Linked DNA regions of Homo sapiens: region 2 is linked to region 1. The links are chromatin loops, found by intact Hi-C in ENCODE. Cell type or tissue: psoas muscle. All regions are shown on one strand. Links, peaks and the distances in the headings refer to the core of each region. The heading gives the core; the rest is flanking DNA. Region 1 overlaps SMC3 (structural maintenance of chromosomes 3). Region 2 overlaps RBM20 (RNA binding motif protein 20).

Region 1 (16,014 bases), core at 2,979-10,978:
GTATTGTCTCCCTCGATGAGTGGGTGCTTCCTGGGGCTCTCCCCACTTAGGAAACATCATGCCTGCACAGGCTGTGTGGGTGACATGAGGGACTCTGGAGTAGACGTGAGAGTGAGAGTTCCAGTGCCCAGGAGAGCTGCCTCCAGGGTGATGAATGAGTCCAAACCCCAGGCCCAACCTCGTTCCATCCACCCAAGCCCCCTCCTCAGGCCCCTGCCACAGCTGCCACCATCACAGCCTCCTATCCAATTACAAGCCCCAGACTACCCCCCTCCCTACCTCCTCCTCCTCCTCCTTCCAGTCCACAGGAGGGCAGAGACCCATCCTTCCTGGGAACAGTGCTAAAGCTGGAGCACAAATCTGTCAAAGGCCGTGCCAGCTGCTGTCATTGCTGTGGCCCCCGCTTGCTGAGCTCATTCCCTGGGGTCCAAGGCAGCTGGTGCTGAAGAAGGACAGGAATGAGGGCCCTGCAGTGAGGATGTGTGGAATCCTGCAGTTGCCTTTGTTTAGATGTGTCAGACCACACCAGGCCTGGGCTCTGCACCTGCTGCTGGAGGAAGTCACCTCCTACCTCCCATCCAGTACATGAGCATGTACACACACACAGTGCCACCTCTACCTTCCGCTCAGGGTGCGCTCACTCTCTCTCACACACACACACACACACACACACACACAGAGTGTCTCCTCTACCTCCCACTTCAGTGTGTGCTCACACACATACACATACGTATGCTGACATAGTGTCACCTCAACCTCCCACTCAGGGTGTGTTTATACACAATACACACTCACACACACAGAGTGTCCCTTCTACCTCCCACTTCAGTGTTCAGTGTGTACTGACACACACACACATCCAGTGTCACCTCTACCACCCATTCAGCGGCCTCCCACACAGTTGGGTCAGTGTGTGGAGTGATGTGGAAGCTCCCACATAGGCCTGGTAATACTGGTCTTTCCCGCTTAGTTGGTGACTCTTTCCTAATCTATTTTTATTTTCAGAGATGGGGTCTCAGAGTCTCAGGGCCTCGCTCTGTTGCCCAGACTGGAGTGCAGTGTTGCAATCAGGGCTCACTGCAGCCTCCAACTCCTGAGCTCAAGGGATCCTCCTGCCTTAGCCTCCCGAGTAGCTGGGACTACAGGCGTGTACCACAACAGCTGGATAATTTTTTTTTAACTTTTTGTCAAGACTTTTTTCACTTTGCCCAGGCTGGTCTTGAACTCCTGGACTCAGGTGACCCTCCTGCCTCAGCCTCCTGAGTAGCTGAGATTACAAGCATAAGCCACCATGCTCGACCCTGTTCCTAATCAGTTTTCCCATCAGAAAAATTGGTTAATCAAAGCATCAAACTTACAGGTTTTTATATTTCAGGTCCTTACCAAATGATTGTTGAATAAAACCAAAGAGTCACTCCCCAAATCTATCATTCATCCCTATGGTGCAGGTCCCTAACCCCACTCCCTGTACACTTTCCCTTCCTTCCCACCATCCCACACACACATGGACCTTGACCTGAGCTGCTCCTTATCAGGCCTGCCTTCTACCCTGAGAGTCCATGAGCTGCCTTCCTCATGGCCATGCTCTGAGGCCTGAAGTGGGTGGTCAGAGGAGCTTCCTATGTTTTGGAAATGTATCTAATACTTGGAAAGACATGACAAGCTCACTGGATGTTCTTTCAAAGCCACACTAGAGCATGGTCCAACAGACCCTCTAAGGGTCATCTGACTCTCCAGGGGAAAGTAGCTTCAATTGACCCACTGTTTTCTACTGATTAGACCCAGACTCTGTAAATGAGATGTTAACTTACAGGGAAATAGAGGCTGGTAAATTGGAAGTGACTCTTGTCTGCTAGAAAAGATAAGCCCAGAGCCGGGCGCGGTGGCTCACACCTATAATCCCCGCATTTTGGGAGGCTAAGGTGGGTGGATCACGAGGTCAGGAGTTCAAGATCAGCCTGGCCAATATGGTGAAACCCCCTCTCTACTAAAAATACAAAAATTAGCTGGGTATGGTGGTGGGCACCTGTAGTCCCAGCTACTCTGGAGGCTGAGGCAGGAGAAACGCTTGACCCTGGAAGGTGGAGGTTGCAGTGAGCCAAGATTGCACCACTGACTCCAGCCTGGGTGACAGAGTGAGACTCTATCTCAAAAAAAAAAAAAAGAAAGAAAGAAAAGAAAAGATAAGCCCAAAGGTTAATGTCCTAGACAACTTTTGTCATCCTGCTGGTTCCCTCATTAATAAGTCCCTGACAAATTCTCACTATAGCCTGTATGAGAATCATGATTTCAACTTTGCAAAAATTATGCTTCAACGCTGATCTCAAGTTTCCAGAGGATGTCAGAATTGGGGTGAGAGGACCTCTGAGGGTGGAAATTGGGAGGAAGAAGGTTGAAGTCACTGTGAAGGATGACAGGCTGTAGGGTGGAGAAGAAGACTGAGCTTAAGGCAGGAAGTGCCCCTGTGTCCTGAGTAAATGGTGCTGAGGATGCTGGTGGGAATATGTGGGGTGGGGGTGTGTGGGGGAGGTGGGGGAGAGGAGCAGACAGAACTGGAAGAGGTGATGGCTAAACAACAGTGGTCAAGCAAAGTGGCCACCAAGCCAGGAGCTCATTGGTCCCTCTTCCTAAACCTGAGAGAGAAGGTGGATGAGGAAGTCTGGTCTCTATGAGAGAGTGTTTCAAAGAAAAGAAACCTCAAAAAAATTCTCATGTAGTAAAAGGAACGTTCCAGAAGTCTTGGTGATACGAGTTTTTTGAAGGAGGTGGGGGTGAATATGGAAGATGGCAGACTGCAAGGAGCAGCTCCTCAGGTCCAGGAATGAAGGCAGCAGGGTGGGAAGCCTTCTGGAAGGCAAGCTGAATCATAATGAGGCCTGTGACAGACTGACCAGACCTGGGGCTTCCTACTGGAACAGGGCCTGGTGTGGACTCAGAGATCAGGGATGCTTCAAGTCTGAGTTCTGAATGCTGGGCAGGGACCATTAGGGTTTTTCTTGGTGGGCTGGGCTAGAGGAGACAACTATGGAGTTGGTCACACTTCATGTGTGACCACAGCAGCTTTTAACAGAAGCACCCTAGAAACCACTGGTACAAGGACAGTATCAGGTGGCAAGGAGCAGCCATAAGGCCCCCCAGCAGCATATCTGCACCACCAGGGCTGTGATTACCAGCAAGTCCCACCCTCAGAGCTGCTGCTGGCACAGACTCATCAGCTGTGAGCTTCAGGTTTCTTCTAATAAGGAGGCTGATGAATCAAACTGGCTGGTTTAAAATTACTCTCCACTCAAGAAAGGAATGAGCTTAATAGCCCCAAGTAAAATGGGGCAGTAGCACATTACTGTGGCTGGTCAGGATGCAGACATTGGCTCACTCATCTCTGTAACCCCAGCCCTCCAGCTTGGGGGCCTTTCTGTCTAAAATTCTGCCAGTTTCAGAGACTCCCCTCTATACCCAGTTGCTGTGCCACTGTTTATTTACCAAAGATAAATTCCACTTTCCTCATTGGATAAAAACAAACAAAACAAAAAATCTCTGCTGCTTTCTTTTGTATAGATGCCTCAAAAAGGATGTCTCCCAGGTTCACAAACCATCCTTTCCAAAGGTCAAAATTTTAGCCCACCTAACTCCACTTTTTGAGGTCAATACATTTCCCTGGTTAGCAGGTCTCACCTGTGGCCCTCCTGGGCCCTGCCCGAGATCCAGTGTAGAATCTCCAAGGGGAGAGACTAGAAAAATCACTCTTTCAAGTGAATTTGATAATGAGGCAAGGACTGGGTAGGTTTAGATTAGAACCTCTCCAGTTTGCTAACAAGATAGTACGCTGGGTTCTGCACACATTTCTAGACAAAGTTCTGGCAAGGCTATTCCAGAATCTTACCTCACCACTAGGTTCACCCCGGGGTGGGGAGATCGGGGGCAGATGAACTGGGCTCCACAGAGTGCAGCTTCTCTCCAGCACCCATTCCTCATTTCTCTATGGGTAGAATCTAGTTAAAGAGAACCATGGTGAAGACGGCAGTCGTCTGTGGGGCAGTCTCTGAGGGGCGAAGCAGCCAGGGTATTGTGGGAGCTAGCCTACCACAGGTGGAACACTCACTCATCGCCAGAGAGGCTCCCCGTCATTGTGGACCTCTGAGGTGGACGAGGCCTGCGGTGAAGCTGGCTTCCACCACTTACAGCTGCATGGCCATGATGGGTAATAACCTCTTTAAGGTGTAGTCCACTCCTTTGGAACATGCAGAGAACAGTAATTCTTTCAGGGTTGTTGTGAGGTTTGTCTGCCACAAAGAACAGAAATTACTCAGCATAGAGCCTGACACATAGTCAGTGCTCAGTAAGTGCCAGCTACTGTATATTCGACAAACACTGGGTAAAAATAAGAAAAACAAAAACGGATAGGCATGGCCCCAGCACAGAACTTACAGAGTACAGGGTCTTAAAGGGACATTTCACTCTAAAATAATAGAAGACAATGGGTATTTGTTTTTAAAGTGACAGGAAAATAACTGGGGAAAAGCACAGGGTTGATTCAGAAATGAGTTTTTTTCTGACCCCTAGAAGCAGGGAAAAAAAAAAAAAAGAGGAAGAGAGTTCTGACCTTGCACGTTCTTTAGACCTAAGTCTGTTGGAGCTAAAATAGAGTACAGGGGCACAGAAAAGGGGTGTGTCTTACACATTGCAGAGCCTTTAGCCTTGCGGCAAATTGTTACCCCTGCACCTGCCCTAATGTGTCTGACAGCTTGGCTACCTGGAACTGTTTTGAGTTGTCAACATCCATATCCCTTCTGATATTGTTGGCTCTGTGTTCCCACCAAAATCCCATCTTGTAGTTCCCATAATCGCCACATCTCGTGGGAGGGACCAGGTGGAGATAATTGATTCATGGGGGTGGTTTTGCCCCATCCTGCTCTCGTGATAGTGAGTTAGTTCTCACGAGACCTGATGATTTTATAAGGGGCTTCCCCCGCTTCACTGGGTGCTTAGGCTCTCTTCTGCTAGCCTGTGAAGAGGTGTTTTCCACCGTGATTGTGAGTTTCTTGAGGCCTCCCCAGTCATGTGGAACTGTGAGTCAATTAAACCTCTTTTCTTTATAAATTTCCCAGTCTCAGGTATTCCCTTCATGGCAGTGTGAGAATAGACTAATACACCTCCCTACGTCAAATGTCCCAAGTGTCTCCTTAAAAACCCTCTTATGGCTGGGTGCAGTGGCTCATGCCTGTAATCCCAGAATTTTGGGAGGCCGAGGGGGGCAGATTATTTGAGGCCAGGAGTTCGAGACCAGCTTGACCTACATAGTGAAACCCCGTCTCTACTAAAATACAAAAATTAGCCGGGCATGGTGGCAGGAGGCTGTAATCCCAGCTACTTGGGAGGCTGAGGCAGGAGAATTGCTTGAACCCAGGAGGTAGAGGTTACAGTGAGCTGAGATCATGCCACTGCACTCCAACCTGGGCTACAGAGCAAGACTCTTTCTCAAACAAAAAACCCTCTTATACCTACAAACTACAAAGTGAAACACATTTAATTGGATGTGAGAACCAAAAGAGAAATGAAATGCTTGGGGGCAGAACCACAATCCTGCTCTTCAGAGTGGGCAGATGAAGCAGGGCTGGGCCAGGCTCCTGCGAGAAAGCAGAGTGCTAAGCGGCAGGGTCAGGAACAGGCACAGGGCAGTGGTAGTGTAGTGCTCGGCGTGCAACCTTTCCCAGTCCTCCCACTACCAATCCTCCACTAGTCTTTTCCTTTTCAAAACTGGGAGTAGAGACTAGGGTTGGGCCAGGTGAGAGGAGTTGAAAGTTAACTGCTAGAGAATAGCAGAATCAAAGGCACTCAGCTGGCAACTACTCTGCCAAGATGCACGTGGGGCATACAGCGCAAGAGAAGGGGCTCCTCCTCAGGTGCCATCTGAAAGAGCCTCCATCACCCAGGATCTTGTTCAAACAAAGCCTCCTGCTTTTGTGGCATGGCGTCCCAAGGCTGTGAGGATGGAGACAGCAGGAAACAATACAGCCCAGATTTGTAGACAGCTCTGAAACCATCTGGTTCAAAGGTGCTTTTTGCCCTTCCTTGTGGCTGGTCTGTCTACAAGTGTTGGCACTGGTTTCATTTTGAATTTTAAAATGGCAACTAGAGAGGTTGGTGGACTAAGATAAGCCAGGACTCTACTCTCAGTTCCACTGCTTTCCAACAGAAATTGTTAGACAAGTTACTTTGCCCTCATGAAACTTAGTTCCTCTTCTGCAAACTGGGGTTACCACCACCCACTTCAAAGTCACTGCCCTTAAGAGAGACGATAAAAGCGCACATCTGGTAGCTAGTAGGTAATTATTATGCACAAGGTGCATACATTGATATACAAAAAGAAACTATCTCTGAAAGACTGTAATCCTTCTGCCCCAAGGGATCAAGAAATTACTTGAAATCAATGAACCCCTCTTTTTCATCTACTTAGCCAAGGGCAGAAGTTAGATGAACAGACCCCCTGCCTAGAAGCATGTGCATAAGAAAAAGAAAAACTAAAAGGCAAGGATCACTGAGAAGACCTGTTTGGCACCAGCTTCAGTGGTTTCTCTTTTTTGAGGTTTCTCAGAATCTCACAAATGAGATGAGCTCTGTCCATCACAAGGCCATGCTCCACGGTCATGCCAGCATTCCCATCAGTGTCAAGGCAGATGTTGCATCTCAGAGGATGAGATTTAGCCTGCTGTGTGACCCCTGTGCTGAGGTACAGGGGCAGGGCTGTGTGTGGGCTCCCACATGCCTGCTCACCATGGGGATGAACCCTTTATTCTTAAGCAGTAGGGAAATGGGACTTCTGGAACAATCCTAAAGCACATAATAATCTCACATAACAGCCACATAATCGCAAGGCTACAGGGATTCTAATAAGATTTCTAACAAGAAAAGAAGCAAGTATTCCCTTCACTCTGTGAAAGAACATAAGAGACGCTGATTCGGAGTGTCTTGTTGGGGAGATGACTTAAAAATGATAAACTGAAAAGCAACATAGGTGAAGCTGTTTCAATTAAGGGATGCAAGGTTAGAGACAGAGCAAATGAGGAAAATTATAATAGAACAAACTCTTCTGGGTTTATATGAAGATTGAGAAAGTATAGAGGAAAAAACTGCTCTGAGGAGAAACAAGTAGGGCTACTGCAAGAAAGGACTGTGATGGCTGATATTGTCAAATTGATTGAATTGAGGAATGCAAAGAATTGTTGCTGGGTGTGTTTGTGAGGGTGTTGCCAAAGGAGATTAACATTTGAGTTAGTGGATTAGGAGAGGCAGACCCACCTTCAATCTGGGTGGGCACCATCTAATCAGCTGCCAGTGCAGCTAGAATAAAACAGGCAGATGGAAAGAGCAGACTTCCTGAGACTTCCAGTCTTCATCTTTCTCCCGTGCTGGATGCCTCCTGTCCTCTAACATTGGACTCCAAGCTCTTCAGCTTTTGAACTCTTGGACTTATACCAGTGGTTTGCCGGGGGCTCTCAGGTCTTCAGCCACAGACTGAAGGCTGCACTGTTGGCTTCCCTACTTTTGAGGTTTTGAGACTCTGACTGGTTTCCTTGCTCCTCAGCTTGCAGACAGTCTATTGCGGGACTTCACCTTGTGATCATGTGAGTCAATACTCCTTAATAAACTACCCTTCATATATACATCTATCCTATTCCGTCCCTCTAGAGAACCCTAATACAGACTGCAAATTTTGTTAACAAGATCCCATTAAACAGCTGCTGCATACCTTTCTAAGCAGCAATCCAACCTGTTGCAAGCACTAGGTACCTTGGCTAAAAGCATCCAATTACTGAGCTGCAGTTAACACGTAGCTCAAACTCTTGCAACAGAGAAATCTCAAGAATGTCACACCTTGACCATCTCATTGCTCCTGGAACTCTACTCTAAGAAACTAGAGTTTGAAAAACTAGACTGAAAAAATGGAGGGGTTGGCATGTGTCAAGGGCCCCCTCTAGTGGCTCTGGGAAAAAAGTGAAGTAATTACTGGGAGACAAAGCAGCAGCCCAATGATGAAGAAAGCCTCAGCCTTATCTACCTTTGCAGCCATCATTTCTAATTCTGAAGTGGTACGATAGATTCCTGTGTTTGAAGACCTCTCCTAGCAAAGGCCTCTGCCTCAGAAGTGTCAGGGACCTTTAGTACATTATACCTTAACTGCCTCTGTTAACTTAGTCCCAAATGATTTGCCTTAAACCCGTGTCCTTCAATTTTCTATGGTGGTGGGTTTTTTCCACCCATATGTAGTTCCATGTTTCCAGCCTTTACCGCCATCATTGTTAATTACTGAATAATTTTAGGTGTATATTTATAAAGCCAAAGCAGGACTTGTGATCACTGTACACTTTAATGTTTGATAATCAACTTTCCAGGCACTGATCTGAACACACAAGTATCCATGAGATAACATTCAAACCTTAATGTCTCTTTCCAATAATAGAGTTATACCAACCAATGTGAGGACTTGAGAGAGGAAATAAATCCATGTGCTTCTTGCAAACCTAATCGCTAGGCTGCCTCATGTCCCTGAGCAATTACTGGCTGCCACAAGGGCTCTTACACCCAGGAGACTCTGTGTCTAGGAAGGGGAGAGTGAGTGCCACATGGTGGCAGATTTATGGAGCAACGCTGGCATCTTTCATGCAGAAGACTGGCAGCCAGGAGTAATCCAGTCCCCCTAAGACACTGAGATAAGTGATCAGAGTGTACCTAAATAAGTGCAGTCTAAAGAAAATAGGAGGAGTGGGGAGGCAAAAGGCAAAGAAAACCAGAGATGGTGAATTGTGCCCTTAAAATCTGTTTCTCTGTGTCATGTGGAGGATCAATCAACACTGTACTATCTCTCTCCCATTTTCATAGTTAACTTGGGAGAAAAAAAGAGCTAATGTATTAGAGTCTGTCCTGCTTGCGAAGGAAAGCCAGGACTTGGTTCTGGCTCTGTGGGTTATTAAGCTGTGTGTGCTCATTTATTCATTTGGGTCACTTACCTAATCTGGGCTTCAGATTTCCTCGTCTATAAAATTAAGGTATTAAACTAAAAAATTTTGTATCTCTGGATCTAAATATATCCTTCAAAGTCCTAACTTAGAAAAAGTGGAGATATGAAAGCCACTTTATTTTTTTGAGATAGAGTCTCGCTCAGTCGCCCAGGCTGGAGTGCAGTGGCACAATCTCAGCTCACTGCAAGCTCTGCCTCCCGGGTTCACGCCATTCTCCTGCCTCAGCCTCCCGAGTACCTGGGACTACAGGCGCCCGCCACCAGGCCCGGCTAATTTTTTGTATTTTTAGTAGAGACAGGGTTTCCCCGTGTTAGCCAGGATGCTCTGGATCTCCTAACCTCGTGATCCACCCACCTTGGCCTCCCGAAGTGTTGGGATTACAGGCGTGAGCCAACACGCCTGGCCGAAAGCCATTTTTAAGACACGTTTTGTGAAATCTGAGCTCTTGCCAAAATAATATTCCTTCTAGAAATGTTAACCACTTTATCAAGAATTACTTAATGTGACCAAAATAAAAGCTGTAACACTTCTAGGCAATAGGCAATTGAAACAGATTCTGTTCTTACTTTTCCCGGATGAAAAGAAGAATTGTTTCTTCCAAAAGATAAAACTAAGGAAACAAGGATATCACTGTTCAATCTTCACACAAAAGGAGAGGATAATTTCCACCTAATTACATATAATTTTAAAACAAAAAAGGGCCAGCTGCAGTGACTCACACCTGTAATTCTAACACTTTGGGAAGCCAAGGATCACTTGAGGCCAGGAGTTCGAGACCAGCCTGGGCAAAGTGAGACCCCACCCCCATCTACTTAAAAAATCAGAAATCAGCCGGTGTGTTAGCACACACCTGTAATTCTAGCTACCTACTTGGGAAGGTGCCCTGAGAGGAACCCTTGAGCCCAGGAGTTGGAGATTGCAGTGAGCTATGATTGAACCACTGCACTCCAGCCCGAACGACAGAGTAAGGCCCTATCTTCTCTTTAAAAAAAAAGAGAAAAAAAAAAAAAGAAAAAAATACCAAGTAGGGAAGGAAAGATCCTCCTAACTTTTAACAGCAGGCTAACACTTTGCTGTTACCATTTAAACTGCATTAATGTGCAACTGGTTCCATTTGCACTTCCCTCCATTTAAGATAGCTGACTAAGCATAAATACACAAACCTGGATTATCAGTGTTCCAGGATAAGGAGATACGCCTAAGTAAAAAGATACAGAATGAATATTATTTCGTAAATATAACACTTTTTTTTTTTGAGACAGGGTCTTGCTCTGTTGCCAGGCTGGAGTGCAGTGGCATGATCATGGCGCATTGTAGCCTCAACCTCCCAGGCTCGTGACCCCTTCCACCTCAGCCTCCCAAGTAGCTGGGACTACAGGTGTAGCCACCAAACCCAGCTAGTTTTTAAATTTTTTGTAGAAATCGGGTCTCACTACATTGCACAGGCTGGTCTCAAACTCCTGGCTCAAATGATCATCCTGCTCCAGCTTCTAAAAATGTTGGTATTACAGGTATGAACCACTATACCTAGCAGAATTTTTAAGAAAATGATTTCTTAAATCTTTAAGACAGAACATAATCTCTGCACCTCTGTGGCAAGCACCCAACAACTGGAAGCTGTATCCTGTGTAAGACCATTTGCTGGGTGATAGTGAAATCTGAATACTGTTCACTTTACTTAAACACTGGTATTCTCCCTTTGTGGGAAGCTGAATCAAAGTACTAGTCCTTTTATTAAGAGAGTTTTGGTTTTTTTTTTGTTTTTTTTTTTTTTTGACGGAGTCTCGCTGTGTCTCCCAGGCTGGAGTGCAGTGGTGCGATCTCAGCTCACTGCAACCTCCACCGCCCAGATTCAAATGATTCTCCTGCCTCAGCCTCCCAAGCAGCTGGGACTATAGGCCCGCATCACCTCACCCGGCTAATTTTTAGTAGAAACAGGGTTTCACCATGTTGGCCAGGCTGGTCTTGAACTCTTGACCTTAAGTGATCCGCCTGCCTCAGCTTCCCAAAGTGCTGTGATTACAGGCACCGAGCCACCGCGCCTGGCCTAGATAGTTGTTAAAAGAGAAACACCTTTTAAGAATTAACTAAATATTTCCAAAGACCCGTTTGCTATTGCTTTTTTTTTTTTTTTTGAGATGGAGTCTCGCTCTGTCGCCCAGGCTGGAGGGCAGTGGCACGATCTAGGCTCACTGCAAGCTCTGCCTCCCGGGCTACCGCCATTCTCCTGCCTCAGCCTCCACAGTAGCTGGGACTACAGACGCCCACCACCACGCCCGGAGAATCTTTTGTATTTTTAGTGGAGACGGGATTTCACCAGGTTAGCCAGGATGGTCTCGATCTCCTGACCTTGTGATCCACCCACCTTGGCCTCCCAAAGTGCTGGGATTACAGGCGTGAACCACCGTGCCCGACCGGCTATTGCTTACTCTTAAAAAAGAAATCCTCCCTTTCTATTTCTCCCTTTTCTACTGATTATATTATTCACAGTAAAATTATTTCTATAAATTACATCATTTTCTAAAATTACTATTTCACTAATTTTGAGTAGACAAATCCTTAACCTACATACTAACCATTTCATATTTTACATTTTTTTCAAAAAGAGCATAAAGAGTATACAAAAATCCTTACAAATATTCACACTCTGACTTCTAGGAATCTACGCTGGGAAAATAATCCTAAATGTTGGGAGTTTTATGTATAAAAATGTTGATCTGTTTTTTAATTCATTTTTGGTACTTTAGCCAAAAGAAAACGATCTAAGCCTCCAGTGGGATATTTAAGTAAATTATGCTACTTCTACTTGACAGAATAGTATATGACTATTAAAATCTTGTTTCCAAAGCATTAAAACAGGAATATTTTATATTATTACTAAATTAAAAATCTAAGATATAAAATTATACACCTAGAATAAACATAAACCACAAAACTTTTTATGAAGATTTGAAGGAAATGCCCCAAAATATTAATATTGGCAGGCCAAAGCAGAAGATCACCTGAGCCCAGGAGTTCAAGGTTGCAGTGAGCTGTGATCCTGCCACCGCACTCCAGCGTGGGTGATGGGATGAGACCCCCCCCACCATCTCTTAAAATATATGTTCTTCAATTCCACTATGGTGAATGTAATGTATTTGTAACAGTATTAACAAAATCTCAAAGTGGAAGAATCAGTACTACTCTGAGGAAAGGACTATCCAGCCAAAGAGAAGCATAGATTTTCTTATGAATCACTGGCTAACTCCTTGGGTAAATGTCTGTCCTTCCTCTAAGTTTCTGGGTTAAGCATGCTCAGGATTGTCACATTTTTCTATTCAGTCTCATTAGAATTAATTCATGACTAAGATATCGCAAAGAATATAGGCTTTTACAAAAATTTTGTTTCATTATTTAGATGCTTTATTGTTATAAATTTACTGGCATTTCATTATACTAATATCCTTGGGGAAATGCTTAAGAACAATATTAAGAAGTTCTAGAATGATGTTATGTTTGTAACATCCCTTGAATTGAATCCTGGAACTTACCTTACACCAAATTCTGTATTATAAGGGGTTGGTCATATCAGAGCAACTCTACAAATCGTAAACTATACACCAAGCATTCATGATGAATATTCTTAGGTAGTTGTTTGAGAAAAATTCTTGGGTAAATGTGTAAGAAAAATGGTAGAAATATTAGAAAGATATTATAGTTACGTAACCCTTTGAATGTAGTCATAGATAGAACATATACCAAATTCTCTATTATAGATCAGTTATGTTATAGCAAAGCTACAAAGTATAAATAATACACCGAACATTTAAAGATTCAGCCAGTCAAAATGAAAACCCAAAGTAAACTCACATTTTTAAATTCAATTTAAAGTCCCATTACTATTTCTTTATTTTAAAAGTATCTCTTTAGGTATTTCTGGTTTCCAATGATGGAAGAGTAGCTCCTAACAAATTCTCCTGCAGATAACCAGTATAAACTCAGGCCAGGGGAAATCAAGAAAAAGAAATTAAAGGTAAATATTTGAAAAGGAAGAAATAAAACTGCCTCTTTCTTGCAAATGACATGACTGTCTATGTAGAAAATCTCAAAGAATCTACAAAAAGCTACGAGGACTATTGAGGTAGTTTTCCAGGGTCACAGGAGACCCCCAGTGCTTAAAGACCTACTTTCAAAGAAAAGAGTAGTATGGAAAGGGAAAAAAATGTAACTTCACAACAAAGAAACCTGGCAAGTACAATGTTGGGTAGGTGATCAAGGTAAACATCAGTGATAAAACATGTTAATAATATGTACTATTATATGAGGTAATGAGAATACTTCGCTTCTGTGGTATTAGCTCCAATCTAACCATGAGAAAAATATTAGACAAACCTAATTTGAGGGACATTCTACAAAATATGTGAATATTATTCAAAATTGTCAAGATATGATAAACAATGACAGAGAAATTGTCACAGACTAGAGGAGATGTAAGTAAATGTAATGTATCCTCTGTGGGATCCTAGAAAAGAAAAAGGGCCTTAGTGGAAAAACTAGTCAAATCTGAATAAAATCTTGAGCTTAGTTGATAGTAATGTATCAATGATAAATATACCATGGTAGGGGCTGATTTTGTGCTTCCCTTCCCAAACTCACATGTTGAAGTCCTAACCCTCAATACCTCAAATTTAACTGTATTTGGAGACAGGTCTTTTAAAGAGGTGATTAAGTTAAAATGAGGCCTTACATCCAATCTGATTAGTGTTCTCACTGGAAGAGACTATGACAAATGAAAAGCCACATAAAACACTATATTAGTCATAAAACCGATTATTTAATTGAAGCTATAAAAAAGGTAGTATAAGTGATAAAATAATTAGGAAAGAATATTTAGCATGTTTCAAAACATTTAAAATAGGAGCAGAACATTTTACAAAAAGTTGTACAGGAAATTAAATTCTTAAACTATCAGTACAAACATGACATTACAGAGTATCTTATAAAATACAAAGACAAATATAAAAGGACTATGATGCTTTAAGTCTGAAAACTATTGGCCAAATATTTAGGTTTAAATTTACAGTTCCTGGGTATGAGAATCATATTACTATATACATCTCCCAAACCAGTAGGTAGTATTTTCCAATTAACCATGTGTGGTATCATCTTCTACAAAGTCTTTGGCCATCTCTGCTGTGATCACATCAATATGACTAACCTGAAGAATAAATGTTAAAAACAAAAATCTGTTAATTACATCAGTGTTTACATTGTATAGGGTAAATATATACAGCCTATCAACTACATTTAACTACATTTTTTAATTTTTAGTTTTTTTTTTTTTTTTTTTTTTTGAGATGGAGTCTTGCTCTGTTGCCCAGGCTGGAGTGCAGTGGCACCATCTTGGCTCACTGCTACCTCCGCCTCCCAGGTTCAAGCAATTATTCTGCCTCAGACTCCCAAGTAGCTGGGACGACAGGTGCACGCCAGCATGCCCAGCTAATTTTTGTATTTTTAGTAGAGACGGGGGTTTCACCATACTGGCCACGTTGGTCTCAAACTCCTGACCTGGTTATCTACCTGCCTTGGCCTCCCAAAGTGCTGGGATTACAGGCATGAGCCATTGCGCCCGGCCTATCACCTATATTTTACATATGAAGGAAAATAATTCTGAAGCACTGACTTATAAAACCTTTATTTACAGTGGTGTTTGTTCAATGCATAGATTTAAAAAATATGTATTTTAATGCTCTGAAGAAATAAATATCATGCCTAAACATCTAAACTACCTTTTTGTTCACTTTCTATTACTTTGCTATTTCATCAAGAATTTTAAGGTTGGGAAGACACCCAGGAAGAGCTATGCAGTCTATACAAATGAACATATATAATTGTTAAAGACTGTGCATTACAGAAGCATTGAATAGACTGGACAGAAAGATATTGTTTATTAATGCCAATGAAAATAAAACCAATGCAACGCCATAAAATACTGCTAAACTTCATAGTTATTTGAAGGAAAAGTTCTTTCTTTACAAAGACATCAGATAAGCAAAGACTTTCTAAGTTTTCTTTCACTATTTAAGTAACATAAAATCAGAATTCAACAAATATAATTGAATAAATACAAACTTAAACTCAATGTAAAATAAAATTACCTTATTTCTGAACTTTACACCATAGAATTTGTCAGCTGACTCAAGCAGTTCAGGCCTAAAAGTAGTTGTAATAAACTGAGCATGTACAGCAAGTTCCATAATCATATCTGTAAAAAGAAAATTGTGCTTTAACAAATTTCTTTTCAGCAGATCTGAAAATTTAAAAAGCAACTATCTTTACTCTTACTAAAATTCAAAACTGCCTGAGTTTGATTTTTTCATATATACATCAGCAAATATTACCAGCTTATTGTTAAATACAAAACCAAAACTGTACTGAAACTGTACCTGACACAGCCTTTCTGTGCTGAGCATCCAGAGCCTGGTCAATTTCATCAAACAAGTAAAATGGAGCCGGGTCACATTTCTGAATGGCAAAAATCAGAGCAAGGGCTACCAAGGATTTCTGTCCACCTGAAAGCTGTTGCATTTCTCTCATTTCACCTTGTTTTCCTGTAAATGACACCTAAAAATAAACATATTATGAGTTAATATCCTAAAGGGCAGAATCACCACCATCTTTCAAAAGTAACTTGCATATAATGCACCAATCAGATTTGCAAAAGATACTATAAATTCTATTATGGTAATGCTCTGAGGAAAATGGAATATAAAGGTATTTTACCCTAATTCCAACTCCAGTAAACTGGTCAACTGATGGGACACTGCTTTGTGAGCCAGAACCCCTCTCACTCTCACCACTCCCTTCTCCTTCATCTTGAGACTGACTGCCCTCCACATCTCCTTTCTTCATCACCAAAGTAGCTTTGCCACCAGGTACTAACTTCTGGAATACTTCACTGAAGTTCTTAGATACCTTAAAACAAAAGCAGATTGAAATATAAATTTTGCTTAGAATT
Region 2 (16,014 bases), core at 2,803-10,802, 88 kb before region 1:
GGATTACAAGACTCTGCCATCACACCCGGCCAATTTTTGTATTTTTAGTAGAGATGGGGGTTTCACCATGTTGGCCAGGATGGTCTCAAACTCCTGACCTCAAGTGATCCACCCACCTTGGCCTCCCAAAGTGCTGGGATTAGAAGCATGAGCCACTGCATCCGGCCAAGCGTCAGTAGTCTAAACAATGTCAATGAGAAGCTACTCCTTCACAAAAACAATTGTTTTGTTGGTTTAGGTTCCAAACAATTATTGCAACCACTGTTGAGATTAATATATATGTAAGTTTCAAATTAGCATATGTGTATTACTTACGCTTTCATAAGCATGGTATTTACATGAAATTTATTTGGAGAACTCTTGGATTTGTAGTTGCTCATGCAAATCCAGACTCACCTACACACACAGATTTAGAAAATAAATTCATACTAGTTTAGAATCAATTCATTTTCAATTCCATTTCCAACACAGTTTGTATCTCCAATCCCTGCAGTATTATCGATTCACTGGTTAAAACAGATTTGGTATAAACAGTGATAGCACAGTGATTATAAAAATGAAAAATCAGATGCTAATTCAGATGTGAAATATTTTATTGGATCTGAGTAGTATATTTAAAACTTATATCCATTCTTCTTCAATCATTCATTGTTTACAAACTGAAGAAAAAAATCAAGAAAATTATTGCTGACTGCATGGTTTTTATTGAAAATAATGTTGTCATATAGAGGACAGTAATGTGAAAAATTATCTGTTCCAGGCGTCAAACACATTATGTGAACTTTCACTGCACTCCATCAAAATGACCCAATCCACAGAAAGAACCAGCATCGTGCTGGAGGCCGGGAAAACCACTCTGTGACTTGGCCAACAATCGAACTTTTTGTTCACAATGGTGAGTCACTAAAACCAGCCATTTTCCAGCAAGGCCATGCTTCTGTTTTCTTCTTGTAAGAAAAGTATACCCTTTCAAAGGGATTTATCACTGCAATAATCCTTACCTTTAACCAAAAACATATAATATTCCATGAAAAATCAATGGCTTTTCTTCAAATTCAAATATTTCCAATTTTTTGTCAAATACAAAAGACCATAAAATTTCCAAACTCAGCCATCGGTGGCACCAACATTGACAAGGCTTCTCCAAACCTCCACTCTGTCCTCATCTCCCACCTCCCACATGGCTGTCCTCTGGGCTGTTTCAGGCCTTCTATAATTTGCCTGCACACAGTCTAATGGCTCTTCTTTCCAGCCACTCAATTCCCAGAGCTAAGATGACACATGTCTTAAAGACAAGAACTGTCACCAAACCATCTGAATCCCCTCCTCTCCCTTTCCTCTTACACAGTCCTGGATACATTGTAAAAGCCAGTGGTCTGTTTTAATTTATTTAACAAATACTAATACAATGTTAGCTGCAAGTCAAAAAGTGGAACATCCATTTACTGTTGGGAGGTACAAATTTAAATAACAAAGTGTTTTTTATAATTATTAAAGTAGTAAACCTAAACATGTAATTACCATATAACCCAGCAATTGCACTCTTAGGCATTTTAGGCATTTTTCCCAGAGAAATGAAAACTTATGTTCACACAAAAACCTGTACACAAATGTTCATAGCAGCTTTCTTTGTAATAGCCAAAAACTGGAAAGATGCCAGATATCCTTCAATAGGTGAATGGTTAAACAAACTGTGGTACATATATACCCTGGAATACTATTCAGCAAGGAAAAATAATGCACCATTGATACACTCAAAAACTTAGATAAATCTCCAGGAAATTATGCTGAGTGGAAAGGCTTGTCCCAAAAGGTTACACACTGTATTATTGCTTTTATTTTATTTTATTTTTTGAGACAGAGTCTTGCTTTGTTGCCCAGGCTGGAGTGTGGTAGTGTGATCTCAGCTTACTGCAACCTCCACTTTGCTGGTTCAAGTGATTCTCCTGCCTCAGCCTCCTGAGGAGCTGGGACTACAGGTGCACACCACCACAACTGGCTAATTTTTGTATTTTTAGGAGAGATGGTGTTTCGCCATATTGGCCAGGCTGGTCTCGAACTCCTGGCCTCAAGTGATCCACCCACCGTGGCCTCCCAAAATGCTGGGATTATAGGCATGAGCCACCATGCCTGGCCTGATTTCATTTATATAACATTTTAAAAACGACAAAATTTTAGAAATGGAGAACAGATTAGTCCCTGCCAGGTGTTTCGTCAAAGGGCGGGAGGTGGATGTGGTTGTAAAAGGCAAAGCAAGAGATCCTTGTGATGGAACTATTTAGTATCTCGACTGTAGTGCTGGAAACATGAACCTACATGTGTGATAAAATTGTATAGGGCTAAATATATACACACATACAAAGGAGTAGAAGTAAAATGGGAAATCTTTTATAAGATAAATAAGAGAGGTAGATTGTAACAATGTTAATATCCTGGCTGTGATACTCTTCTACAGTTTTGCAAACTGTTATCACTGGGGGAACTGGATAAATGGTACATGGGAAATCTCATCATTATTTCCTTTTTTAGTTTTATTTTTAACTGATACATTCTAAATTCTTTCTTTCTTTCTTTCTTTTTTTTTTTTGAGACAGAGTTTCACCGTTGTTGTCCAGGCTAGAGTGCAATGGCGCAATCTGAGCTCACTGCAACCTCCGCCTCCTGGGGTCAAGCGATTGTCCTGCCTCAGCCTCCCGAGTAGCTGGAATTACAGGTGCCTGCCACCATGCCTGGCTCATTTTTTGTATTTTTAGTAGAGATGGTGTTTCACCATGTTGACCAGGCTGGTCTCGAACTCCTGACCTCAGGTGATCCACCCGCCTTGGCCTCCCAAAGTGAGGCTTTATTGCAGGCATGAGCCACCATACCTGGCCTAAATTATTTCCTACAAGTGCATCTGAATCTACAATTATCTCAACAAAAATTTCAGTTAGAAAGGTATTAAGCCAACCAAAAAAAAAAACAAAAAAAAAAACAAGAAAAAAAACCCACCCCAAACCCCAAACTCTTAATATTTATTAAGCAAACACTTACATGGTGCTCACTAATTGCCAGATACCATTTTAAGTACTTAAAGGTTAACTCATTGACTCCTTCTAACAATCATATGTGGTATGTACCATAATTTCCATTTTACAGATGAAGAAACTGAGGTGCAGAGTGGTTAAATAACTGTCCAAAGGGCACACAGTGAGTAAGTGGGTGGAAGATGATTCCAACATAAGCAGTCTGGATCCAGAGCTCTCCCTTCTGAGATCTCTGCATTACGCCCATGAGGGCTAGTGGGTGGACAGGCACAGAAGACCCTGAATTCCGACAGCAGTTCTTTCAGAAGGTTCCCAACACCCAGGGGAAAGCATGACACATCCTTCCGATCACAAAGCCAATCATAAACTTCACATGCTTTCAACTTCATTTATGTATTTTTTAGAGACAGGGCCTCATTGTGTCGCCCCGGGCTGCAGTGCACGGTCGCCATCCGAGCCCATTACAGCCCCAAACTCCTGGGCTCAAGTAATCTTCCTGCCTCAGCCTCCAGACTAGCTGGGACTACAGGTGTGTACCATCTCACTCAGCAAATTTGTTTGTTTGTTTGTTTGTTTGGTAGAGATGGGGGGGTCTCACTTTTGAACTCCTGCCCTCAGGTGATCCTCCCACCTAGGCCTAGCAAAATGTTGGGATTACAGGTGTGAGCCACCACACTCAGCTGATACGCTCTCGACTTTAAAGGAAGTAAACAGAATGATTGAATTCTAATGTAAAATCTTCCACTTGGTGAGAGTGAACACGTTTAACACTTGAGAGCAACTTCCCACTTTTGCCCAGCAGAGGCTGGAAAACAGAAAGAAGAGGTGGGCACATTGGGGAGCACATTTCAGAGGGAAGGTGAGGAGGCCTAAAAAGCACAGTGCCTCTGGGGGCAGATAAAAGGGGATAGCTGAGGCTGGCTGAAACAAGACCACGCAATCACGTCCTGCTTCACACAATTGTCCCAGCTCCCAAAGTCCTGCTGCTCTATCCCCAGAGGAATGCACCTTGTCTGGCACTCTCCCTCTCTGATAATCCCCCGTTAGCTCTCTGCCTTATCAGCATCAAGCCCACAGGCTCTTACAGATCCTGGCCAGTGCGGACCCTGGGGATTGAAACTCAGAACCTATGCAGCATTCCAGGTTGCAGGCCTATAGCAAGGCAATCAGGCTTGGGAGATTTTCAGATTATCAAGTGGGAAAGGCAGGAATGTCACGGCCTCTGTGGGTGGACACAGGGACATTCATCAAAATGACAGCTACCATGAAATCCCTGACTCCCTTTCCCACTGGATGGTGTGGAGCTGGGGTGTGTGCATGGACATGCATATGTACAAACCGAAATTATTTTAGCAGAAAGTCATTTCCCAAGATAAGGCAAAGGAGGGCTGGACCTGAACTTTTCAAAAGGCAAGCTCCCAACCAGCAAGGCACTGTAACTTAACACTAACAGTGAAATCTCCGGCTCATACACGGGGTAAATGATGGGAACAGCATGTTCCCCGTGGTCCAGGCTGATGCGAGTACCATTCAGAAAAAAAGGAGAATCAGTACCAGGGAGTAGGACCGGACTTTATGGGTTTCTAAAGACAGGAACTCTTGGAGATTTTCAGTTAAGCTTTGGCTGACCAGGTGAGAAGTAAGCCCCACTGTGAACTCCAGGCTGGAAGAAACTAGGAGGAAAAAAAAAAATTCTTCACAATCTGTAATTTTGAGAAAGAACCACTGGGAACGGAGTTGAGAAGGGTCACCAGGAAAATGGAACCCCCGGCTCACACAGGTATCCCAAAATGACTCAGCTCTGTGCATCAGTTTTCACATTTAAATGACATTTCCTTTGCAATGAGTCTGAAAATTTCCCCTCCCAGATAAGGCAGAAGCAAAGAGAGGTTTTTGTTTGTTTGTTTGCTTTGTTTTGTTTTTTTGAGACGGAGTCTTTCTCAGCCACCCAGGCTGGAATGCAGTGGCATGAACTCGGCTCACTGCAACCTCCATCTCCCGGGTTCAAGCGATTCTCCCGTCTCAGCCTCCCAAGTAGCTGGGATTACAGGCACCCGCTATCATGGCTGGCTAATTTTTTTATTTTAGTAGAGACAGGCTTTCACCATGTTGGCCAGACTGGTCTTGAACTCCTGACCTCAGGTGATCCGCCCGCCTCAGCCTCCCAAAGTGCTAGGATGACAGGGGTGAGCCACCGTGCCTGGCCCAAAGAGGGTTTTTATTTGTTGCCCATCCCATTTCCTGCTTTGGTTGCTGGCATGTAAGTAGGTAATCCTGGGGCCTCTGTCACTGTCCTGTGAAGAGGAGGCCATAGGCATAAGAACAAAAACATCATGGAACGTGGCAAGGTAGGGGATGGAAAGACTTTGGGTCCCTAAAGACCCTGTTGAGCCACCAAACCAAACCTAGGCCTCTGCCTCCAGGTTTCATGTTGAGATGAGAAATGTCCCTCTGGTTTAAGCCACTGTTGGGGTTCCTGTTGGCAGCCAAGGATTTCTTAATTGGTACAGCTCCTCTGCAAAGATTTTGCTTAACAGTCATAAAAGGTTGCCAATTCCACACTCCCTAACTGGCCCAAGGCTGAAACTTGGATGAAACCTCTAGGTCTCTGTATCCTATTATCTAAATCTGAAGCGCCCAAGTGAAAAAATGTAGCACCTATAAACCCAGCCAACCTTGTCTGGTGTTCATGCCAAAGGCTCAACAGATAAACACAAAGACACAGAAATGGGAGGGACTAGGGGGAGGCATGGGAGAGGTGAAAAACAGGAAGAGGGGAATACAGTAGTCCCCCCTTACCCACAGTTTCGCTTTCCAAACTTTCAGTTACCCACAGTCAAGCGTGGTCCAAAAATATTACATGGAAAATTCCAGAAATAAATAATTCGTAAGTTTTAAATTACACACTGATCTGAGTAGTCTGATGAAGTCTTGGGCCATCCTGCTCTGTCCACCCGGGACGTGAATCACCTTTTTGTCCAGCATATACATGCTGTCTATACTTCCCACCCGCAAGTCATTTAGTAGCCACCTCAATGATAGGATAAACGGTGATGATACGGCAGTGCGTGTGATCAAGACATCCTTATTTCGCTTCATAATGGCCCCAACGCACAAGAGTACTGTGCCTAATTTATAAATTAAACCTTATCATAGGCATGTTATGTATAGGAAAAAAACATAGTATATATATATAGGGTTCAGTACTATTTGCAGTTTCAGGTATCCACTGAGGGTCTTGGAACATATCCTCCATGGATAAGGGGGGACCACCGTATAAAGGAAAAAAGAGCGACAGGAAACAAGTACCCTTTAAGAATGCAGGTTTGGTTTTTTTTGTTTTTTGTTGTTGTTTTGTTTTTTTAAACGGCTGTGTGCAGTGGCTCACACCTGTAATCTCAGCACTTTTTGTGGCTGAGGTAGGCAGATCATCTGAGGTCAGGAGTTCAAAACTAGCTTGACCAACATGGTGAAACCCCATCTCTACTAAAAATACAAAAATTAGCCAGGCGTGGTGGTCAGCGCCTGTAATCTCAGCTATTTGGGAGACTCAGGCATGAGAATCACTTGAACCCAGGAGGAGGCAAACATTGCAGTGAGCCGAGATTGCACCACTGCACTCCAGCCTGGGAGACAGAGCAAGAGTAAGACTCCGTCTCAGGAAAAAAAAAAAAAAAAAGAATGCACTTTTTTTTTTTAAAGATGCCCTCATACTTTTCAAAATCAGCATGCCTTGAGTAAGAAGCCACTGCCTGCCGGATCTCCATCATCACGTGGGTCTGGAAAGGTTAAGTCCATCAGTGGAGCCCCCGTCTAACATGGCGCAGACGTGTGAACGACCAATGGCTTCTTGCATTGCCTGTGCATGACTTGGCTGGCCAAAGCATATTTTACATTAGCTTAGGTCCTGACATTCTATCATGTTCCCTGTCAGGAAGCCAAGTAGTTCTTGGAAGCTTGCACACCAAGTGACATATAACAGAACCCTAGCAAATGAGACAGCCCTTTGCCAAGTGCCCTTAAGTTAAAGGCTCTTCTTGCCTCTCCCACCTCTGTGGCAGTGGTCTGTCTGGCTGGGCTGAGAGCAGGCATATACCACTGAAAGGTCACCATCCTCTGCCAGCATCTGAAGTACTTTTCAAGGAGGCAGTGTCACATGGTGCGGGGCTATTTGCAATTGAGTTGCCTTTAGCAATCTGTATCACTGAGGAACTAAAAGTGGGACAGAGAGGGGTACCCTAGGCTGTCTATGGAGCATGGCATAAAGCTGAAGGAATGGCCATCAAAATGACACCTTCTGTATCCAGTTCCACGCTGTCTTCAATGAACCTGCCACCCCAAGGGACACTCTGTCAGGCTGTAAGAGGAGAAGCTCCAATGCCACCTCACATGACACTGTCCAGAACGTCTGTGGCCCTGTGGCTGGAGTTTCTGCACCCTCCTCACAGGGTGTCAACACTCTTGCAAGGAAGATGGGCCCTCAAGGACAGGCAGGGTTCCTGCCAGGCTCCTGCCAGCGAGGGCAACTCCTGGTGCTCTCCTTCTGGCCTCCCCAGGGGCCGCCATCACAGCCTCTTTTTCCGGTGCTCCCCTGCCCTTCCCAGCCCACCTCCTGTGTGTCCTGGGTATCTGCCATAAGCTCAGAACTGTGCAGGGCATGCTGGAGCAATGCTGGGAAGTATAGGGGAAGTCTTTGCCCATAGGGCCTGTGATAACTAATATAAGAAACAAGGGCCGGGCGCGGTGGCTCACGCCTGTAATCCCAGCACTTTGGGAGGCCGAGGTGGGCGGATCATGAGGTCAGGAGATCGAGACTATCCTGGCTAACACAGTAAAACCCCGTCTCTACTAAAAATACAAAAAAATTAGCCGGGCGTGTTGGTGGGCGCCTGTAGTCCCAGCTACTCGGGAGGCTGAGGCAGGAGAATGGCGTGAAGCCGGGAGGTGGAGCTTGCAGTGAGCCGACATCGCACCACTGCACTCCAGCCCGGGCGACAGAGTGAGACTCAGTCTCAAAAAAAAAAAAGAAAAAAAAAAAGAAACAAGGCCCCTGTTTCTTCAATGTGAGGGAATAAATAATTGAGAATTGATGGGATTGTGGTGTGGGGAATACGCTGATAAAATCAGGGGAGGGAGGCATCACAAGAGAAAGGGCTGGTCAGTGAAGACTTCTTGGAAGAGGTGAGACTTGAGCAAAAGCTTGAGGGAAGGATGAGGACCAGACAGGGAGGAAATGAAGGGATAGTGACAGTGGATGTGTGATGATCATGAAACAAGGTGGGCTCAGGGGCCAGGAAACAACCAGCATGGGTGGCATCCAAGGAGGTGGTGAGAAGTGAACTCATGCAGGTAGGACTGTGCCACATTTCTGGCTGCCTGCATGGCAAACAACAAACAATACCTCAATCCCTCTGCCTGGGCACACCTCTGTATCCCAGCTCTTGGCATGGGCCTGGCTCATAGTTAGTGCTCAATACACACTGAAGAGTGAACCAAGGAAATTACTAAGCACCCTCAGTCATGCAGGAGGCCCCAAACTAAGAAACAAAACCATATTTAAAGGCAGGGATTGAAAACTCATGGGCCAAGCCCAAGTGGGCCAGGCAAGTAACAAAAGTGCAGCTGGCTAGGAGTGAGCAGTGGGGAACAGCCAGGGATACTGACGCATGGACACCCATCTTCAGGGGGACGGTTCCTACCTGACTACAGCCCAGCACTGCTGCTGAGGTTCACGAGCCCAGTGTTGTTGGGCTTTTGTTGTGTGAAATCCCCCAACTTTTAAATCTGAGCAATGAGCTTAAAAAAAAAATTCTGCATAGACCAAACAAAACACATAACTCAAAGTCATATCAAGCCTGAGCCATCTTTGGCTCTACAGGATAAGTTTTTTTCCTTAAGAAGTGGATAGTCTAAAAAAGTCCCCAACAAAACTAATCTATGATGACAGAGGTAAGAATGGGGGTTGCCTTTGGTGGCAGGGAGCTGTGGATGGGCTCCCTTTTGGGAGGCTGGAAATCTCCAGTCTTTTGGTCTGTGTGGTGGTAACAGGGATGAGCACACATTTGAGAATTCATCAAGCTGTAAAAGTAAGAGTTGCAGACTTTACTATATCTAGTAACATAAAAAGCAAAAAAGGTCCCCCAGAGTTGGACGAAACCCTCTCCAGAGTGTGCTTTAAGCTGTGCTGCTCCTTCAGCCTCAAATTCCCTTTGGCTCTCCCTCTCTTTACCCTGCTGCCACTCACTTGCCCTATCAGCCATGGCCCAGGCAGTACTTCCTCCAGGAAGCCCTCCTACTCCACCCCAGCCCACGGTTGCGCTTGGCCCATCTGGGTGCTCCTAGATCCAGCCCAGTGAGTGCCACTTCATCCCCACCTTCATCACTTCCAAGGTCTGCCACCCTTGGAGTTTCTGAGGTCCTGGGGATGAGGACTGTGCACTGCTCACTGTGGTGCAGGCATTGCACACAGTGGGCATTCAGCAGAGGTCTGACGTGACAGCTCAATCCCCTCCAGCAATCAGCAAAGGGGAGGATGCCTCCCTCCCAACCCCATCTGTATTTCCCAAGAAGTGACTGAGCACAGAATCTGGAAACATGAGATCTGGAGAGAAAAAAAAGCCAGGGGACTAGCTGAGTCCTGGGTAAGAAGTCCTGGGGGAGTAGGGTTGGGGACATGTACATCTAAAGATTTAAAATGCGATTCTCTTGCAACCAGCTATGGTGACTTCCTACTGAGGAGAGGAAATAAGGATGCGTACAATTCTTAAATCACTTCCCTGGCCAAAGAAACTCTAGCCCAGTGTGGCTCACGCTTCCGCAGGCATCAGAATCACCAGAGGCTTTGTTAAAAACAGATTCCTGGGCCCACTAAGGAGACTGATTGGCTCTGGAACAGGGCCTGAGAATTTGCATTCCTAAGTAGATGCTGATGCTGCTGGTCCAGGGACCTCCACTGTGAGTGACACTGGCTCAGGCAAGACCACTATTAGGAAGAACAAAATATCACAATGCATCAGTGTTCTTTCAGTGACTCGTTTAACAAATTTTTATTACATTTGTACTGTGTGCAAAGCCATGTAAGTGATGCAGACATAATTAGAACTAGTAGTTGCATCCTTACCCTTGGTCACCAGAAAATGGATTGCTACCTCTCAGTGCCTGTCACAAGATTTGCTGTTAAAGCAGAAAATGACACCCACTTTCAGCCACTTCCCAATGCTCAAATGATCTCAGGTTCAAACTCATGACTCTGAGAACAAAGTGTGTGAAGTCCACTCCCATCAGCGAACTCATCTGTTTCTCCAAACATTTCTGATGAAATGAATCATTTCTCTTGGGCCTCTCTTCAATACATCACCTCCTTTGTTTAACCAGAAGAGGAGTTGGTTGTAGATTTCGTACTCTGGGCTGGGCAAGGGGCGGACACATTTCCCCTGGAGTCCAAGACAGCAAAGGGTCTCCAGAAGAGTCTGAGGGTGGAGGCAGCTTTCCAGCAGACAGACAAACACACTGCTCTGAAATAGCACCCGTTCCCATCCCAGGCAGGAGCCACCTTCCGACATATTCAGTTACAAGTGAGTGCCTGGGCATTAAATCTAAATGGCCCATGCTATGGAATGCCTGGGCAGCATGCAGTTAGATTATTTATGCCCTCTGCACCTGTGGAAGTGAGGTTTAATTATTTATTTCATGTTAAATTTCCAATCCTTGGCTTCCAGTCTGCAGATGAATAAACACCTCAGTTAAACTGCAGGGGTCTTTGGGTCATCCACTCAGCAGGGGCCAGAAAACTTAAGGATTTCAGCACCTCAGGATGTCATCTCACTCACTGCCTGACGATATCGTAACAAAAATCAATCCTGTGGCAGAGTTTTAAGAATCCTTTGAAGTGACAATATCTGAAAAATTCAGTTTTGCCCTGTCAATCAAAATGTAACTCAAGAGGTAAGGACACAACCTTTGAACCACAGACATGACACTATACTCTGCTAGTATATCTTTCCTGACTTGCTATAGGAGGCCACTAGCCTGACTTACTCCAATTCTTTCCTAAATTTGGGCAAAATTCAAAATTGTTGAATTTTGAATTCAACAATTCAAAATTGTTACAACTCTGGAGTTAAACGTCAGTCAGCTCCTTGTGGTGTCTGATTAAAATGTAATACTAAGGTATGTTCTAACTGAACTAGTTGCCTTCTTATGGTATAATCCAGTTTGCTGTTAGCAAGAGGGCTGTGGTTTGGAAATTGCTATCTTAACCCAAACCATCATCAGCTCTGCACCTCAAGCAGAACTGCTCAGAATTCAAACCTCAACCCTTCTCTACTTGCCTTTTCCTGTATTAGTAACTTGAGTCCAATCTCCTGTTCCAATGAAATGGTTAGATTCCCATTTTGCTATATTTTCTTCTGTGGAGAGAATATCAGCTTTCACTTACAATTCTGGAAGGTTTCCAAGGCCATGCACAAATTTACTGACTGCATCATCGTAGTCCCCTTCCTCTTAAAAGTGGCTGCTCAAGCTTTTGACATAAGAGCTAGCCCAGCCCCAACAAAGATGGCAGTGCCTGAGAATGAATTCAGTTCTTTAATAGGACAAAAATACAAAGCTCTAAACTTTACAATTTGGGTTACAGAATCAATTTCTTTTGGGGGATCAAGGCTGCCTTTTGGCTTTGGTTTCATTCGGTTCATTGGGTTCATTGGTTCTCCCAAAGCACAGGGAGTTGTCTGCTTTGTGCGCTTCTGTGTTCTGCATGGTTGGGATACCTATGGTTAAGACGGTGCTTGGTAGAGGGCAGCAAATGCTTGTTGCATGAATGACTGTCTACCAGGAAACACCCATCCTGAAGACCAGGTAGAAGCACACAGGAAAGTCACAAAGCTCTTGTGCCCCACTGATGCTGGTTGCTTCTCTTAGCTCTCTCTGACCCAGTGTCTGATAAGAAAATGGAGAAATTTAAATTTGAGCCAAATATAACACTGGTTCATTCTGCTACACAAATTAAATGGGCTAAGGACCATATAAAAGCAGTCAGTTTACCAAGAGTGAGGATAATTGTGAGTCAATAATGATATTTTACCAAAAACTCCACAGAGGCCCTGTAATCTAAACTATGTCTCTGGTATGTTGGAATCATTTTTATATAGCCTGATAATCTTATACACAAATGAGATTTCCCACTTTTAATGAGTCAAAAGACATATAGTAAAATATTTTATTAAATATTTGGCAAAAATTGAATACACATTAACAATCATATATACAAGCAAAAGCCTCATGTTCCTTGGTACTTTACCTTGGAAAGAAATAACATGTCATTTAAAATGAGAGTTTCACTCTAAGACAAGAAAGTAATTCAATAAAACAGACAGTAGTAACAAATTTGCCAACAGTTTAGTTTAGAATGGTCACGTTTGAAATGGACGAATGCCTAGAAAGATACAATCTACCAAAACTGACCCATGAAGAAGTAGAAAATATGAAAAGACCGATAACAAATAAGGAGATTGAATCAGTAATCAAAAACCTCCTAACAAAGAAAATCCCTGGACCAGATAGCTTCACTGGTAAATTCTACCAAACATTTAAAGAAGAATTAACACCAATCTTTCTCAAACTCTTCCAAAAATTTGATGAGAAGAAAACATTTCCTACATATTCTATGAGGCTAATATAATCCTGATACCAAAGCATGACAAAAACAGTACAAGAAAAGAAAAATGATAGAACAACATCCATTATGAATATGATGCAAAAATCCTCAACAAAATACTTGCAAACCAAATTCAGCAGCATATTTAAAGAATTATACACTATGACCAAGTGGGATTCATTCACAGAATGCAAAGATAGTTCAATATAAAAAAATTAGTCAATGTAATATACCACATTAACAAAATAAAAAGGAAAACCTCATGAGCATCTAATCGATGTCAAAAAAGCATTTGACAAAATTCAACACCTTTTTATGACAATAACACTCAATAAACTAGGAATGGAAGAAAAAACTTCCTCAGCATGATAAAGGTTAGATACAACAAACCTACAGCTAACATCATACTCAATGGTAAAACAAAACAAAACAAAACAAAAAACTGCAAGTTTTCTCCTAATACCAGAAGCAAGATAAGAATGCTTGCTTTCTCCACTTCTATTCAACATAATACTAGAAGTTCTAAACAGGGCAATTAGGCAAGACAAAGAAATGAAAAGCATTCAAATTGAGAAGGAAGAAGTCAAACTATTTCTGTTTGCAAATGACATGGTTTTATATGTAGAAAACCCTCAAGTTACACACACACACACAATGGTTATAGCTCATAAACAAATAGCAAAGATGCAGGATACAATATCAACTCATAAAATCAGTTGCATTTTTACACACTAGTAATTAACAATCCATAAAGAAAATTATGAAAACAATTTCATTTATAATAGCATCAAAAAGAATAAACTAGGAATAAAGCAAGGAGATGAAAGGCTTCTACACTGAAAACTACAAAGCATTGCTGAATAAACTCAAAGAAGATAAAATAAGTGGAAAGACATTCCATGTTCATGGATTGGTAGACTTAATATTGTAAGTGACCTACAAATTGAATGTAATTCCTATCAAAATCCCAATAACATTATTTTCAGAAATAGAAAAATTTATCCTAAACTTCACATGGAATCTTAAGGGACAAATCCCAAATAGCCAAAGAAATCTTGAAAAAGAGGAACAAAGTTGGGAAATGTATACCTCCTGATTTCAAAACTAACTACAAAGCTACAGTAATCAAAAGAGTGTGGTACTGGCATAAGGACAGACATAGAGCAGTAGAATACAATAGAGAACCCAGAAAAAAAAATCTTTACATATATGATCAATTTTCAACAGGTGTACCAAGGCCATTCAATGGGGAAAGCACAGTCTTTTCAACAAATGGTGCTGGGAAAACTGGGTATCCACATGCAAAATAATGAAGTTGGATCCTTACACAATATGCAAAAAGGAATCAAAGACCAGAACTTGAGATTATAAACTACAGTTTACACGATAAAATTCTTAGAAGAAAACATATGGGGAATGCTTCGTAACATTGGATTTGGCAATGACTTCTTGGGTATGACACAAAAGGCGCAGGCAATAAAAGAAAAAAGAAATAAATTGAAGTTCATAAAAATTAAAAACTTTCATGCATTAAAGGACACTATCAAGAGAGTAAAAAGACAACACACAGAGTGGAAGAAAATATATGCAAATCATATGCTTGATAAAGGGTTATATTCTGAATACATAAAGAAATTCTACAGTTCAACAACAACAAAAAATTCAATTCAAAAACAGGTAAAGGACTTGAACAGATATTTCTCTAAAGAAGATATACAAGTGTCCAATAAGCACATGAAAAGATGCTCAACCTCATTGGTCATTAGAGCAATGCAAATCAAAACTACAATGAGATACTACTTCACACCTACTAGGATGGCCATAATAAAAACAAACAAAATAACAAGTGTGTTTGAGAATGTAGAGATATTGGAATCCTCTTGCATTGCTGGTGGGAACATAAAATGGTTCAGCCACTGTGGGAAACAGTTTGGCAGTTCCTCAAAAGCTAACCACAGAATTATCATATTTTCTTAGTCAATTCGAGGTGCTATAACAAATTGCCATAGACCAGGTTGCTTGAACACGCACATTTACTTCTTACAGTTCTGAAGGCTGGGAAGTCCAAGATCAGGGCACTGGCAGATCTGGTGTCTGGTGAAAGCACTCCTTCTAACTTGGGACTGTATTCTCCTACTATCCTCACATGGTATGGGTAGAGAGCAAGAGCAAGAGCAAGCTCTTTCGTGTCTCTTCTCATAAGGATACTAATCCCATTCAAGAGGGCTCCACAGCCTCCCAAAGACCTCATCTCCTAATACCATCACATGGGGGGTTAGTATCTCAACATATGAATTTTGAGGGGACATAAACATTCAGTCCATAACACATAAGATCCAGCAATTCTGTTCCTAGGTATATGCCCAAAAGTATTGACTCAGGTCTTTCAAGTCCAGCAAGGACTCAAATATTTGTACACCAACATTCATGGAAGCATTATTCACAATAGCCAAAAGGTGAAAACGATGCTTCTGGCCATCAACAGATGAATGGATAACTAAAATGTGATATATACGTATATTGTACTTACAAAGTATATTTTATTCAGCCATAAAAAGGAATACAATTTTGATACATGCTACAGTATGAATGATCCTTGAAAACACGATGCTAAATGAAATAAGCCAGACAAAAAGGACAAATATTGTATGGTTTTACTTATATGAGATACCTAAAATAGGCAAATTCATAGAGACAGAAAGTAGCCTAGAGGTTAGCAGGAGCTGGGGGAAGAGGGACATGGGGAGTTTTGTTTAATGGGTAGAGAGTTTCTGTTTGGGTGATGAAAAAGTTAAGGAAATAGTGTGGGTGGTTAAACAACTTTGTGAACCTATTTAATGTCAGTGAATTGTACAGGTTTTGTTTTTTTGTTTTTTTTTGAGACAGGGTCTTGCTCTATTGCACAACCTGGAATGCAGTGGCACTATCACAGCTCACTGCAACCTCAAATTCCTAGGCTTAAGCGATCCTCCTGCCTCAGCCTCTCAAGTAGCTGGAACTACAGGCACACACCACCACACCCAGCTAATTTAAATTTTTTTAGTAGACAGGAGGGCTCACTGTGTTGCCCAGGCTGGTCTAAAACTCCCAGCGTCAAGCAATCCTCCAGCCTCAGCTTCCCAAAGTGCTGGGATTACAGGTGTGTGCCACCATGCCTAGTCAAATTGTACAATTAAAAATAGTTAGGTTATGTATCTATTTAACCACAATAAAAAAAGGCCATAGTTGTTTATTTTAAATCACTCATTTCCAGGGTTTTTAAGATAACTGATATCATTCCATAAATTGATCTGAAGGCCCTATTTAAGCATTGTTTCATTCCCATTTTCTGGA

The links. Peaks named below come from ENCODE experiments on the same cell type or tissue, not always from the same donor. Only the 100,000 strongest peaks of a DNase experiment are listed, where the experiment ranks them.
Region 2: a loop joins it to region 1, with 2.6 times the contacts of the local background. A loop is called at or near these places in 2 of 110 quality-filtered maps.

Annotation. Positions count from the first base shown.
Region 1 is chr10:110,602,431-110,618,444 of GRCh38, reverse strand. SMC3 (structural maintenance of chromosomes 3) reads right to left here. Exons shown (of 29, transcript NM_005445.4): 26 at 15,780-15,971; 27 at 15,443-15,620; 28 at 15,155-15,261; 29 at 12,397-14,214. The coding sequence ends at 14,143. Among named protein-coding and RNA genes, the nearest start is that of RBM20, 34 kb to the left of the region's middle. RefSeq lists enhancers at 3,969-4,018, 5,927-6,076, 6,251-7,188. In psoas muscle, for the core only: CTCF peaks have their summits at 7,976 (motif pointing left) and 8,635; a DNase peak (open chromatin) is centred at 8,614; H3K27ac peaks cover 1,600 bases.
Region 2 is chr10:110,689,952-110,705,965 of GRCh38, reverse strand. All of the region lies in intron 1 of RBM20 (RNA binding motif protein 20), which reads right to left. Among named protein-coding and RNA genes, the nearest start is that of RBM20, 54 kb to the right of the region's middle. RefSeq lists enhancers at 3,742-4,348, 7,160-7,659. In psoas muscle, for the core only: no CTCF peak of the experiment used is centred there; DNase peaks (open chromatin) are centred at 6,835 and 7,475; H3K4me3 peaks cover 98 bases; H3K27ac peaks cover 7,847 bases.